Regions from separate parts of the Mus musculus genome. Here region 2 is linked to region 1. Evidence: chromatin loops called from intact Hi-C (ENCODE). Cell type or tissue: gastrocnemius. All regions are shown on one strand.

What was found. A loop is a pair of places that touch in the nucleus more often than their neighbours do. Peaks named below come from ENCODE experiments on the same cell type or tissue, not always from the same donor. Only the 100,000 strongest peaks of a DNase experiment are listed, where the experiment ranks them.
Region 2: it touches region 1 in a loop (2.4-fold over the local background); 4 of 42 quality-filtered maps call a loop at or near these places.

What each region holds. Positions count from the first base shown.
Region 1 is chr8:48,687,499-48,695,498 of GRCm38, forward strand. It overlaps a transcript of Tenm3 not described here. Among named protein-coding and RNA genes, the nearest start is that of Tenm3, 17 kb to the left of the region's middle. In gastrocnemius, a CTCF peak has its summit at 3,298 (motif pointing right); DNase peaks (open chromatin) are centred at 3,379 and 3,681; H3K4me3 peaks cover 585 bases; H3K27ac peaks cover 4,133 bases.
Region 2 is chr8:49,032,217-49,040,216 of GRCm38, forward strand. It overlaps a transcript of Tenm3 not described here. Among named protein-coding and RNA genes, the nearest start is that of Gm25830, 78 kb to the left of the region's middle. In gastrocnemius, CTCF peaks have their summits at 3,525 (motif pointing left) and 4,905; a DNase peak (open chromatin) is centred at 3,512.

The sequences.
Region 1 (8,000 bases):
TAAAAGCACACATCACCACGCCTGACTTTTTTTTTTTCCATAGGTTCTGGGGATCAAATTTAGATTTTCTTGGTATCACTTTATAGATTGAATTTCATTCCTAGCCATCACACCTGTATCCTCAGTCACTGCCTTCACATCAAAATCTTAGAACAAGCAGGAGAATTAAACAATGAAAATCCCACGAACAACCCCAATACTCAAGAGGCTTACATTGGAAATATATGTTCAAGGTGAACCTCAGCTACTAAGAAAGTCCCAGGAAAGCCTACTTAAGGAGATGCTGTCTCAAAAAGACAAACAGTAACATTTAACAACAACAACAACAACAACAAAACAATAAATAAAAACAAACAAAGCAGACAGAAAGAAAGGGGGACTGCAGGGAACAGCAAAGGGTTTTAACAAATTGATTCAGGATATCAAGAGACCCACTGTTAACAATCATGAGGCTGTCCTATTGAAAATACCATCATATTTAAATCTGCTGAGAACCCAGTACGGGGGAAGCAAAAATAAAAACCAAATGAAACTCATCGGAGGAGTAAGGAAAAGAATCCAAGGCCAACAAGACACTTGAATATACTGAAAACATTTCCAAGCTGCTCCTCTAAAAATAAAGGGCCAATGGAATGTATGGTATTATATGTTTCAGATGGGGACATGGGCCCAATTCTCTTTAGTTGTCTTCCACCCCATGTGGTCCGGTTATCCATGGGGACAGGCTACGCTCATGGGGTTCCTCATGGTCACTGGAATCCTCCTTGCAAACCTGTGTTTCCCTCCGTGGAGATGAGAGAGTTGGTTCATGTGGCCCTGACACTCGATGTCAGTGATTGCACAGGAGAGGACCTGTGACCTAATTCGTGCCGGTAAGGTCAGTCCCGGGACATCTGATAAAGCCACTGGCTGCAAGCCTATTTCATTTCATTGCTGTTACTAATCTGGGAGGCTGTAAACTTGGAGCTTGTTTACATTTCTGGAGAAAGACTGCCTGCCATTGCAGTCTATAAAGAAGAAACAGACCTCAGAGACAGAAATACGATTTAGAAACAGATTCGGAAACAATATGTTCCTAGCCTGCATTTTTTCAACTAAAAATATCTATACTGATACAAGCGTAAAGAACAAGACAGTGCAGGAGTTTCAACAATACAAACTCATGTGTAAAGTCTAGCTCTCACTATTTACCATTGATGAGACATGTGGCCTTAAGTGGTTGCATAAAGTCTCTAAGGCTCTGTCTCCTATATTTAATTTCCTAGCAAGCACACACTAATAGCCTTCTTGTAGACAGACCATGAAGATTAGAAGAGATTAAAATAAATTCAAGGTGTTTAGTGTGGTGGTTGGCATATGCATACTTGATAAAATCCAGCTACTATCATTAGGTCAAGAACTTTGTCCCATGTGCAAGAGTAACATCCACATTAGTCACCTAAGGGCACTAGGTGGATTAAAAATGGATCCAAGCTCAGTTACAGAAGTCAGACAGCAAGGAATTAAGACACGCAGAAGGAAACTGGTATTTTGCTAAAATTTTTGAATGGAATTTTAGTCGTGAATTTTTATGCGCTTATTCAGAAATTCCTCCACAGAACGAGGTGGAGAGCACAGCCTCCATACGAATAATTTCAAAATGATTTCATATATAACGTTATCCAAATATTTATGTCTTGGTTGCAGAAGGCGGTAGGCAAACACTGAAGGGGCTTTCAAGGGCAGCCATAAAGCTGATTAAGAGGCTCTGGATTCAAAGAGCTATGTTAGGTTTATTTTAGTAACAACTAGGTGGATACCTGATAACTACCCACAAGTACTTGGAGAATAAAGGATAACTGCCGTTATTCACGCCTCGGTAACCCACAGGCAAAATTGCTATAATAAACATGCATTCTGTCTACTGCCTACAGGACAGTTTTGATCTCAGTCTGAAAAGCCCCAGCCCAACCAAATGGCACCTTCTTCACAAACTCCCAGGGAGGGAGAAGCAGGGTCCAGTGTTGAATGGAACATAGTCCCTCAATGTAATGAGGTCCAGTGGAAGAAAGATATATATGAACAGATTCCCTCAAAACACTTTTCCTCCTTGAAGTGAGTATCTCTAAGGGAATGGAAAAGCCCATGGTAGAGTTGCTCCAGGGTTTCAAAAGGACTTTGGATTCAGTCTGAGAGCCTAAGTGGCCACAAAAAATCTGAAGGAACCCCTCTTGGGAACTGCTGGCAAATTGCTTGCTTATAAGGAAGGGGACTTGGGTTCGAGTCCCAGAATACACATAAAACCGCTGGGTATCGTGGCCCAAGCTTGTCGTCCCAGTGCTAGGGAATGAAGCCAGTGGAACCCATGGGGTTTGCTAACTAGTGGGCGTCTGGACTAACTGGTGGACTCAGGGTTTAGTGAGAGATCCTACCTCAAAGGGTTCTTGATGATAACATCTGAGGTTGACTTCTGGGCTTTATATCCATGCACACACATGGACATATAGACTATATAGATAGACACATGTGTCCCTGCATACACATGAACGTCCATAGACACATATACACACTGAAAAAGAAACAGACCCTCTTGGTGCGCTGTGAAGATGCCATAGGCTACTTGGGGTTAGATTTAGCTTCTAACATCATGAGACTTGGGACCAATGTTGTTACAGTCAGCCTGGGAAGTTGGCTGCACATGGAGGTTTCCTGTAATATTTTACACCACCAGTGTTTACTATTTGTTTTTAAGCAAACTGAAATGTAACCGTATCAAGGACTATAAATATGCTTCCCGAGGTGTAGTCTCACCTAATTCAATGTTTTGACATCTTAAGTTTAGTCATACATCGTAAAGTGTGTATGCATCGCACACTGAGCACTTTGGCTCCGTCTAAATGCTGCCAGTTAGTTAAGTAAAAATAGGAAACGTGCATTCAATCACTTGGCCCTGGATTTCTTGGATGTTTTACATCAGAAAGATAGATAAGTGCATAATTCAGACATTTTTAGAAGGTCGGTAGACATGGCTCAACTTGGGTCAGAGACACTTGCTGAGGGGCTGGGGGCTGTAATTCAGGCTGTCCCACGTTGTTGCTCAAGTGGGTGCCTAGGAGGGGACTTTGTCGGCACAAAGGAAGCCCTTTCAATAATGAGCACAAAGGCTTGGGAGCAAGAAAAGCCATTAAATTCACTCCCATGTTTCCACTAATGGCAGTTATAAAGCAAGGCAGAGAGTTAAAGTGGAGCTGGGCAGCAGCTGAAGCTGGTGCCTTCTCAGATGTCTGCTGAAGCAGGATTCTTTCACCGCTCTTCCTGACCACAAAAGGGCAGTGCAGGCAAGAGTGTTCCAGTAGACGCACAGAGAAAGTCAGCACACTTGGTTCTCCGGCTGCCTGCCTGCCTGCCAAGTGTCAAAGCTGGACTTCTGCCACTGCTTAATACCAGGGCGACGTGTTCAGACAATTGTTTTAAAAAAAACAAACAAGCAAACAAACCACACTCTCAAGGTAATCTGCTAAGTTGTGGCTACTCGATAAATATAAAGCCACCACAACAGTGAGAAGTGAGTCAATTTTGTCTGTGTTTCTGCAGTTGGAAAGGCATTGCCAAAGTGCACCAGCAATTGTCTAGAAGATAGGATCCCATTCTGGCCATGGTGGCTTTGCTGTCAGATAAATTTAATTTGCTGCTCATCTCATTAAAAATGGGCATGCTACCCAGGCGTGGTGGCGCATGCCTTTAATCGCACCACTTGGGAAGCAGAGGCTGGTGGATCCTTGTGAGTTCGAGGCCAGCCTGGTCTACAAAGGAATTCAGAGAAACCCTGTTCTGAGAAAACAAAACCAACCAACAACCAGACAAATAAATAGATGTCCTGTCAGTTAATAATCTATATGCTGAGAGATTTTAATTAAATTTGCAGTAGCACTGGTGAAGGACTCTAATTTGTACAAATAATTCCTTCCAAGGTTGGGCGCCATTGAAAATTTCCCTCAGCTTCCTAAATGGGCTCTGTGGAGGTTTCTACCCCTGTCTAGAGATAGCATTTCTGCAGGTAGGAGGTGAATTATTTTAATACTCATTTAATTTTTGGTCCCTCTACTTTCTGGTTACATGTAGGGGGCCAATTAGCACTGATTGCTGTAATAATTTTGCATATTGGACACCTGTCACCTATGGAGCAGACGAAGACCACGAACCTAATTTCACGTGGGCCACCAAATAGTCTTGACTACTAACTATCAGGCATCTTGACTGCATCTTCTTCTCCTGCTCTGCCCTCTGCCCCTTCATAAACACATGACCCCCAGTAATCATGTACGCTATGAAAATATCACTTTGGAGAGAAGAAATTGTGAATTCTCTGATTTTTCATGACTGTGTTTTGGAAAACACAGCACTTGGTCGAATTATTTCTCTAGTACATGGTAGCAAGCATGTAATGTGGAATATATTTTAATTGCTGTGATGTAAATGAGGCTTTGGGGTCATGTTACAGAGTGTTAACTGAAAGATCCAGCTATGACTTTAGCATGCCTGCAGGCCTTTTAAATTGTTATGGGAAATTGCAGCATTCAATTGAGTAGATTCAACAGTGAGCTCCCTTAAGGCTTATTACAGTTTGGCATCATGATGCCAATTTCAACTAATGTACCTAATGCCTTTCCCTCTCATCCTTTATCTACAGAGCCTTCCTAGTGGATACAACTTGAAAACCTCAAAACACTAGGCAGATGAACTATATACATGATGCGACTTACCATTATGTTATTGGCCCAAGTCCTCAGGGCCCGTGGGGCTAGTCTTTGATGGAGTTCATAATGTTATGAGTACTAAAAACTGCGGGGCTAATAGTAATGCAAAATAAATAGAAAATGTCCAATTATTATAATTGAATTTTTTTGTTGTTGTTGTTAGAACAGTTTGTGACACACGTTCCTTAAGCAATGGATCCAAATGCTTCAAGATTCGAGGAGTGAATGTCCAGGTTATTTTACAACACGCTTACAAAATGTACCCTAAGTTACAAATGTACTCATGTATGCTCTCGTAAGTCAGCCGCATTAACCCAGTTCAGAAAACATATTTCAAATACAAGTGTGGTTTCCTGCCCTATGAGAAAATACAGGAAGGAAGGGTAAACTTTTTTAAGTAAATAAAGTATAGGTCAGTGTAATTTATACATACTGACCTAATAGGAAAGATCACTTGCTTGCATTCCCTATTGTTTAGTGCAACCCTACTGGGCTCTCAGATAGAGCCTGGTAGTGCCAGCCCTTCTTCTCATCTTAGCCTTCTCCTACGCAGTACAAATCACCCCATTCAGTAAGAACTGCAGAATATGGAAAGCTAATGACAATTATTACCAGATCTCTGACTTCTCTACCATCATAAACAACAAAGGAACATCTTTCCTGTAGACACCGCCACCAAGAGCATTGGCAAAGTAAGGATCACACATCACACTGAAATCAGGTATGGTGACCCAGACACATACTCAGGGTTGCAGATGACCAGCAGTCATCCTGTGGGAGTTACCCTTCCAGGGAAGGTCAAGACAGAGAAGCATAAGAAAGCACTTGGCAGAAGCGAAGAGGGTAGAACAAACAGAAACGGGGTGTCTCCGAAAGCATCTAGTTAAAAGGAAGACAAATTAGGGTTAAAATGTCAGGAAACAGAATGCCATAGGAACAGATTCTGAAGAAACCCTCGTCCTCGCGAAGAGCTCCCCGCGAGATTGGTTTATTAGTCTAATCGCACCTAATTTTCTAGTTCAACAAATGCTCCGCTAGGGTGTTTATGGCATCCTTTGAAGCACTAAACATTTTGGTGGCACACTGAAAGGAATAAAAGATTCCAAACAGCATTGAAAAGTCACACGCAATTATAATGCAATTATTTCTATAGTAAATCAATGCCTCTGCAGTTTCAGGAAAGAATAATAGCGGCTTCATTCCTCCACTCGCTGGTCGTCAAAGCTTGTTATTTGTTAACAATCTATGGCTTTTTTAAGCAGAGTGCTTCATTATCTTCATTATCATCTCTCCTATATTCAAGGGAGAATGACGATGTGTCAGTAAACACATTAAGACATCCTGGAACTGCTTTGATTGTGTGATGCTAAATGGTGTGGTCACATGTCCCCTGTTCCATGTAGCATGTTCACTCACCACCAGCACAGAACTTTCTGCAGACTGGACCCCATCGCCAACCTGGGTCTCCCATGTCCAGTGAATGGGAGAAGATGGGGGCGGGGCTGACTAATGATTGATGGCTCTCACTTCACCTGCTCTCTCACTCTTGGGACAACTTATGAAGACGCCCAGCTTCGGTGGCTAACGCTTTCTAGCTGAACACTATTTGGGACATAATGGCTGGGAAGAGAAAAGACTGAGTCTAATTAAAATTCTCTACCATCTTTTTAAGTCTGATTACCGTGGCCCTTCTCTACCTCACCTTTTTTGTTATCTCAGTAGAAGAATATACTGGAATGCCATTTTTTGTTTGTTTTGTTTTTGAGATGAAGATTTCTCTATTTAGTTCTGGGTCTCACTCTGTAGACCAGGCTGGCCTCGAACTCAGAGATCCACCTGCCTTGGCCTCACAAATCCTAGGATTAAAGAAGTATGCTACCAAACCCAGCTGCATACTACTCTTAAATGTCTTCCACACAATAAGTCTGATTCACATGTGATTTGGTGTCAAGTAAACCCTAGCAATAACATACAGATGATTTTATTTAAAAAATTAATTTTCTTGAAAGGAAAAAAAAGTGTCTGCAGGTTATCACTTCCCACCACCATGATATTGGGTTCTAAGTCTTTTGTGTATTTTATCCACTTGTCAGTCTGTTACACAATCTTTACACTGCACTTCAATACCTCCTCTTGAACATGGAACTGAGACAGTTAGAGCAAGGAGCCTATTATGGCAAAAACATGCCTTGTTTATTTGTCTCTACGCCTTGTATTCTGGCATAAAATTTGTATGTCAAAAAAAAATAACGGCAGAGTGAAATATTCTAATGATAAACATGCAATATAAAAAGCAAGAGAAGAAAGCTTTGGGTCAAAAATTAGCTATCAAAAAAATCACTGTGTCCAGTTTAGGTAATGATTTTTACATCTGTGTATGATAGCATAAAATGATTATGAGTACAGACTAGAAATAAGCACAAGCTGGGTCTAGGGGTAGAAGCTGTTTGTCCCAGCTACTATATGGAAGAGAGAGGGAGATGATGGAAAGTTTAGATCTTGCCTGGCCTAGAGAGTGAATTCAGGCTATTTCAGGCATCTTAGAGAAACCCTGCATCAAAATAAAACAAGGGCTAGGGAAAGGGTTGGGGATGCAACTCAGTGGTAGAGATTTTCATACCATCATAAGACTCAATGTTCGACCCCCCAGTTATAGAACAAGGAAATAACCAAATGCCAAAACCTGTGTCTACAACTAAATCATACCGAGAACTCAATAATGTTCGTTTTACACGCATCCCTTCATGTAATTTCTAGAGAAAACACGTGCTGGCCATCTCTTTACATATAAGAAACCTTTGACTCAGGCACTAAGGAGCTTATTCAAGGTCACACAGCTCCTACATTGGACAGCACAGGCTCCATACCAGATCTGCATTATTTCGATTCAGCACATCTGTCCGGGACACTTGACCAGTAGCCATGGTGCATGAGTGCAAATTAGGTACAATCAGGTACCTAGGCAACACCAGTTCTTGTACTTGGCTGGGAAAGCTTTTAAGGTAGAATGATCGCCAGCAGTGGCACTATTCGTCTCATGTCATAATACTGTTCAGTGGGGCTTTGGTAAAATCCTGACATCGGATAGCTATCAGACAGTTGCATGTCCCGGCATAGTCACCAGGATATAAACGCACAGTTGGACAGGCTGATGCTCAGACACCGCAGCCAATGCAAATAATTTCAGTGATTAGTTTTCACACTAAACAGAAATGGCATGTACATATACGGATTTTGGTAAGGTAGGCAGGCTTAAGCCAGAAC
Region 2 (8,000 bases), 340 kb after region 1:
GGTTTTTTTTCTAGGTTAAAAGAACTAAAGCGATTAAACAAAGGATAGAAAAAAGACACCAATCTAAGGAAATACTGGGTGGATCTATAAAACACCAGATAAAGCCTTATCAGTGAAAATTACAGTCATTGAAATAAAGGCAAGTGAATTTAATAGCAGATTAGGAAACAGGTAGAGAGAACTATAATTTCCAAGTTGTATTTAAGGAAAACAACCAGAATGCAAAAGAGAGGGGAAAAATGATCAGAACTTAATAGATATGAAAAAGGAGACCAACAAAAGCTGTAGAGTAGAGAGAACTGTGCAGGAGGTGCGAAGTGAGGTTTATAAACAGTCCAGACAGGGAGCAACCCCACCTTCAGATGAGAGAAGTTAATAATGGCATGGGTTTCAAACCTGGACACTGCTAGGAGTGTCGGGAAACTGCAGGGAGAGTGATTTGTCATGTCTGAACTTTTGACTCACCCTTCCTCCCATTCCCATGCATCCTCATTCTTACAAGACACCTCCTCCTTCTCCTCTTCCTCCTCCCCCTCCTTTGTCCTTCCCCCTCCTTTCCTCTCTCTTCCTCTTCCTCCTCCTTTTTATTCTCTTCCTCTTTCTCCTCCTTCTTTTTATTCTCTTCCTCCTCTTCTTCATCTTCTTCCTTCTTTCTCTCCCTCCTCTTTCTCCTCTACCTCTTCCTCCTCATTTTCCCCCTGTTTCTCCTTATTGTCCCCTTTCTCCTCCTCTTCTTCATCTTCTTCCTTCTCCTCTTCCTCCTCCTCTTCCTCCTCCTTTCCCCCTTTTCCTCCTTATCGTCCTCTTTCTCCTCCTCTTCTTCCTCCTCTTTCTCTTCCCTTTCTTCATCCTCTTTCTCTCCTTCCTCTTTTTCCTCTTCCTCCTTCTGCTTCTCCTTATTCTTTTTCGCTTCCTCCTGTGCCTCCTCTCTTCCCTCCTCTTCCTGCTCTTCATCTTCCTCCTTCATACTCTTCCTTCTCTTTCTCTCCCCTTCTTCCTTCTCTTCCTCCTCCTCCTCTTCCCCCTTCTGCTTCTCCTTGTTCTCTTTTTTTTCTTCCTCCTCCACCTGCTCCCATTCGTCCTCGGTTAGAATTTGGGTGATGGTAATTCCATCTTTCGTTTATTCTGGAGACTAATCACAGACCAGTCCTTAGATTCACCCACTATTTCCCTAGATTGTGATCTTTCTTCTATCCTTGTTTGATCGTTTAAATTCTTTTAACTAAAATCATTTTTCATTGTTTCACTCACCCCTGCACACCATGCCTTAATTATCTCTGTGTGGCTTTCCTTACATCTGGTGACACTGGTTGCTTGGGGATGTCTTTAGTCTCAAGGGGGTCACCGTCACTGTGAAGAGCTTCCTTGCCTATGTCTGTCCTTCATGCTTGAGTGTTTGGTTTTCCCTTTCTTACATCCTTGGCCCAATCCAGCTGGAAAAGTCAGATGTGACCCACCCAGAATCTCACCATGCCTGCACCAGCACTGTCATCGCCGTTTCTAGACTTTGTGAGCTCTAAATTGGGTGACAGCATTGCCTTCCCTATACATGTTGTGAATTATACCTTATTTTCAGCCTGACAGTCTAGGGAATTTTTTTTAAAAAAGAGATATGCTGAATCACCTTTTACTTTTTTCCTGCGGTAGAGGGCTCTTAGAGGCAACCACAGGGTCTTTGAACGTTCTCTTCTGATACCCATGTCATTCGTTTTCACTGTTGCCAAGTCTTTGCCACCATGTCACCTTTTTGATGAAGCTTCTCTGTAACACCTTACAGCCTCGCCTCATGTTCTGTCTTGTATTCCCAATTCCTTATAGCACTCCTCCCCCCTGTCTCAACCTAGTCAAGTTTCATTTATTTCTTGACACAACACATATACAGCTCACATGCACACAGTAGGTAGGATACACACCTTGACTTCACAACAGCACCAGGCTGCACTTCCGGTTATCGTACAGCAGGGGCAAGGTGTACATCCAGACACTTCATACAAGTTAAAAGGTGGCTACACCATGACCTAGGGTAGCAAAGGCAAGACTCGGACCTACTGTCTGGACCACTTGTGTCTGCTTGCTCTCTTTTATTTTGTAATGTGTACTGTTTTCTTCTGTACTCATGATCCATCATGGCCATTTACTGAGTTCCCACATATGTCCTAGACTGGATAGAGATGTCCATGCTGTAGGAAGATTTTCAGCACATATTAAGCAGCCAGGAGATAAGCAATTGAGCCAACGATTTGAGAGAAGTTAAGTACTATGCTCTGTGACATGGGTTATAGAAGTCTCTCCAATGTTGAACACACTGCACTGAGGTAACATGTCTATTTAATTTCGTACAAAAAAGTAAGGTTGAGATCATAAGAAAAAAATTAACTGGGATTATTTGTTTTATATTCCTAAAGGAACAAATCAATTTCACATTCTATATATATATATAAAAAAAGACAGTTTGTATATTCAGGCTATTATTTTTAAATTGGGTGTATTTTCAAATCATCATCATCATCACCATCACCATCACCATCACCATCATCATCATCATCATCACCATCACCATCACCATCATCATCATCATCATCACCATCACCGTCATCACCATCACCATCATCACCATCATCATCATCATCATCCTAATGATGGGTTCCCTGCAGAATCGCTGAACAGCATCTCTAAGAATGCTCAGGTAGAACAGAGAAAACCAGCAACAAGGCAGCTACTCTGTTGAATTCTCATAGCTTTGTGTCGTAGGCAAACACTTGTCTTTATATTTTGAAAGTACTATAGAGGCCAAGGTGTAAGGAGGAGATACTGAGAATATGACTTAAGCCACTGGCATGAAGGACACCAGTTTCAATTTTAACTAACACAATTAAACTACAACCCCAAAAAGGCTACTCTGGGTGAGTTGATTGCCAGCTGTTAGCTTTGGAGGACTTGAAACTAACCATGTTTGCCGCCCACCTTGTGGATACTATGTTTCTTCTCTGCTTCTACCTATGTAGAGAGCGAAAACAGACATTCTCCTTAGCTCAGTTGACATGTCTAGGGTTCTAAACAGCTAAGGTCAATACACACGCGCGCACACACACACACACACACACACACACACACACACACACACACACATTCATACACACACACACACACACACACACACACACACACATATATACATATACACATATATTACATATTTATCTATGTATCTATCTATATCTGTATTTATCATCTATTTATCTATCTATCCAGAAATTAATAAATAGACCATGGGGGAAGTACACAGTCAATTTTGCTGTTGGAGTGTGTTTCGCCTTTTATCACTTTGACGTCCTTCTGTGGCTGCAGGGACCCCTGACTATACGGCGGTGCTGAATTACTAAGCCCTGGCCATTGCTCTTTATTGGGGCTCTTTATTCACACATTGCTGGTCTGTTCTGCAACTTCAAACCTTCAGCAATATTCCCTAGGCAACCAGCCACCTTTTGAGTGAACGGACAGGCTGCAGTGAACTCTAGAGCGCCCTCAAGTGGCTCTTACCAAAAATAAGCTCCGTGGAGCCCTCTCTTTTACAGAGCCCTCTCTGGACTTGTTCTTTACCAGGATTAAGACCACAGCTATATTTTAATGCAAGGAATATACACAGGACGATAGACCCAAGAGGATTTTTTTTATGTGCAGGGAAAGATTATTTTTTTCAGTGTTTTAACTGTGGAGATGTGTCCAAGGTTATCTATCTATTATTATTATCTTTATATGTGCCATACACCCTCATTTTCTCACAGCCCTTATTAACCCATATAAAATAACATTATTTGCATGTCATATTCTAAAAATATAGGTTGACGCAAACAAAATTCCTTTCTGTAGTGGAGGCATACAATGTCCACACCCCTGCCCCCCAAATTAGAACAGTGTACCACTTCTGTTTTAAACTGCAGTGCTACTATGTTCAGCCTTTCCAAAAGCCCTTTCATAAAATTGATAGATTATTTTTCCTAGTAAAGAGCCTTTTATTCTGTGTGCCAGACCTGGTACTCCCGGGTTGAAATATTGTTTTAGCAGTCCCCCCACACCCCCATGTTGGCATTTCACTGCTGAATAAAATTACAAATTGTATATCTGATTCTCCAGGGCACAGAAAAGTCTCAAAGGGCTTGCAATGGGCACAGGAAGAGATATGTTTGTTTGTTATTCTTAAATAGACCTGGTGGGAACCCATGGACCCATGCAAATTTCTATTAGGCTGGATGTTGCATAGAGAAACGAGCATTTTGTGTGAGAGACATGAGTTATAGGCTTGTGTTGGTGCTGGCTACAAAACAGTCCCGTAATTTACTGGTACATAGAGAACGGAGTGTAAGCATGTAACAATAGCTGTCATTTACTGCTTTTTGTCATGAGTTTAATGTACATAAGTTTTAATTATCTTGGCTATTTTGCAAAGTAGGAATGTCCTCATTTTAAACTGGAGAAATGGAAGGATCCGTAGAGATCTGTTTGCCCAACGAATAAGCAATGTGATTAGAATTTGAACACAGGCCTTTCTGCCTTTCCCCACTCCTCAAACCTTTAACCCTCCTGCTCTGGGCTCCCAAGTGGGATCACATCCATCCATTATCACTGCACTTGGCACCGGATCCAGATGAAGTATGCTTTCACAGCGTAGTACGGATGCTTTAGTTGCCATTCTCCATGCTGTGTTGAGATACTTGACAAAACCAAATTAAAGAAGCAAAAAATTATGTTGGCTCACAGCTCGAAGGCACGGTTCATCATGACAGGGTCATGAGACTGTTAATTCTACTGTGCCCCCAGTTGGGACACGAGAGGTGAATCCTGTGCCCAGCTTGCTTTATCTGTTGGTTCAGTTCTGAATCCGAATTCATGGAATGGCGCCCCCTTTCAGTTACAGTGGGTATTACGACTTCAATTACTCTAATCTAGAAACTCCCTCATAGACACGCCTAGTGGTTTGTTTCTTACGTGATTATACATGCTGACAAGCTGACAAATAATATTAATGACCACAAACAATGCACCCCCCCCCCCATGTTACTTTAATTATCTCCATTCTATATTTCCCACCGGTCCAATGACGGCATCAGGTGACTTGGTAGCTTAGAGTCTTTCCAGCCATAACTATCTTGAAATCTAGAATGTAGATCCGGTCTTGTGTGCAGCAAGCAACACATAAAGGTCGTCTTGTTCTATATCAGCATCCAACTATTCACACGATTGCAACAAAGTACTGTGGACACTAGAGACCAACAGAGAGCGAGACTGTTATATGTGACCCAGTGGCTATCCCAAGTGTTCTAGCAATATAGGATGAGCCTGTGCCAACTCAGATGCACTAGCGAAAGGAATCAGAGGTTCATTGGAGAATCACATCTTAAGCAGAGTTTGGTCTGGGACCAGGGATGGAGGCAGTGGGAGAGGTTCACTGAAATGTCCAAGTTGGGAGAAGGTAAATATGGTTACTGGGAAATCAGGTCCAAGACTTAAGGCCATGTTCTCATTTATCTAAATTCATAATCTCTCCATCCAAGCTTGGCGTTAGCTCGTAAGAACAATATTTATAGAAAGGATTCACGGGAGTGCTCACCTTTTGAGTAGACTGAGAACCCCAGTCCAAAGAGGTCCAAATCCAAAGCTTTCAAAGTGACAGCAAGTGAGAAACCTAGTCGTTGACCTCCTGAGATGGGACAGCAAGTGGGAAACCTAGTCATTGACCTCCTGAGATGGCTGCAGTGAAATTGCCAGTGGCAGGTGTGCACCTTTGGGGCAGGGCGTGGCTTTGTGGATAGATCGAAACACAAGGACTTGGGTTTGAATTCCCTGCCCACATGTGGTACCCAGGTAGAAATGGCTGACTCTTAGAATCCCAGCGCTCTGTCAGCAGAGCAAGGGGATTGTGGGGGGAGTTTTCACTGGTGAGACGTACCAGCATTGGCAATTCACGGGTTCAGCTTAACCTTCCCCCAATGAGTGAAGTGGAGATTGATTGAAGTAGACACCTGGCATCACCTTTGGGCTTCCACATGCATGTACTTACAGGTGCACACACATGTAAACATGCATAGCAGCATACACACCACAGATCCACGCTTCTTAAAAAAAAGAAAGAAAAACACCTTTGAGCAATGTGTATAACTGGTCCATGAAACACAAGTGCGTTCTTTAGGCTTTGGGCCTCATCTGTAACGTGAGTCATCCTGTGTGCGTGAATATTCTAAAATGCAAAATGATCTTAGTCTCACAGCACTTTGGAGAGGTGATCCTTAAATTACATGGAGGTCTGTAAATTCTCCTGTAGTAATTGTCATCCCTGAGGCTTACTGCCGCAGTCTGCTAACCTAGGCTTAGTTCTGGAAACTTCTAGCCTCCATGCTATCTTATCTAGAATGTTTTCCGCCTCTGTGATAGAAGCTCATCCTTCCCAGTTCTTTCTGGGCTCTGGCTGGCTGGTCAGCTCTGCTGTTCTGGCTCAAAACTCCTCTCCAAGCTGACTGATTCAATCCGGCTTCTCTCTCTCAGTTTCTCCTGGATTGTTCTGCTTGGACTCAAACTAACTCTAGCAATCTGTTCTAGTCTTCTAGCTCCTTTCATTCTCTGGCTCATCCTGTCATCACCTGTGTCTAGCTTGTTCTCTCTCTTGACAACTTGTCTCTGTACAACTGTCCCAGTAAAACCACCCTCTCTCCTCTGCACTGATTTCTCTGAAGTGTCCTCTCTTTCCTTTCTGTTCTCCTGAGAGTTGGGCATATCCTGTCAAATCTTTCCCCGATTCATCACTTTGTCTGCTACTCAGGTATCACTTAAAAATGTGGCTGCTTCCTTCTACATATTAACTTTGCCTTTGTTACTTGGGATTAAAGATGCATGCTAAGGGCTGAACCACACCACAATGAGAAACAGAGGGGGCAGGGGGGCAGGGGGGCGGGGAGGGGGCGGGGGAGACAGGGGGCAGGGGCTTAGAATAATTTATGACATTAATTAACAATAATAATAATAGTAATATGTGTGTGAGTGGGTGAGTGAGAGAGAGAGAGAGAGAGAGAGAGAGAGAGACCCACAAAGTCACTGAGGCTGCATGTGTTTGAAGGTCAGAGGGTCAGAGGTTGATGTTATCAGGAGTAGTCCTTTTTGCTCTTCATCTTCCTTTTAAGACAAGGTCACACTGAGCCTAAAGCTTGGTTTGTTTGTGCTACTCTGGCTGGCCAGTGACTCACAACCTCTGTCCCTCTTTGCTTCCTAGTACTGGGATTAGAGGCGAGTATGGCCGTGAATTATCTTATTTATTTATTATTTATTTATGAATTGTCTTTCATGTGGATGCTAGAGATTTGAATTCAGGTCCTCATGGTCATAGTACTTTTACTTTCTCTCCAGCCCCTAACAATTATGGTGACGATGGTGGTGGTGGTGGTGGTGGTGGTGGTGGTGGTGGTGGTGGTGGTGAGGATATGGTTAGAGACAAAGTCTTTTGTATCCTCAGACTTCCTATATAGCTAAAGATGACCTTGAACCTCTGATCTTTCTGCACCCACTTTCTGAGCTCTGAGAAAGTGGGCATGTACAGCCATATTTTATTTATATTGTGCTGAGGGCTTTCTGTGTGTTTGGTAGAATTGGATTATAAGAGCTAGACACCCTTCGTCTTTGGACCCAGAGTCCAGCATGGACACTGCCCCCCATTTTCTTGGCCACTCTTGTGCTTTTCTTGGGTGTTGATCCACAGATCACATCTTTGTTGAGGTCTTTTCTGGCTCAAAGACTAAACTAGGTCCACAGATATTTGTTTCCACAATTTTGACAATCCCTGGGCTAGCATGCACCACAGCTTAGCCAGTACTCTGCGTGTTTCCCTTTGCTGCCATTCACCAGGATTGTGATTAGTGATGACACAGACCTATTCCTGTGGCACCAACACTGTCAGCAAAAGTATAAAATCAGGACACGAGTGATGGCCTGTGCTTGAAGTCTTAGGACTTAGA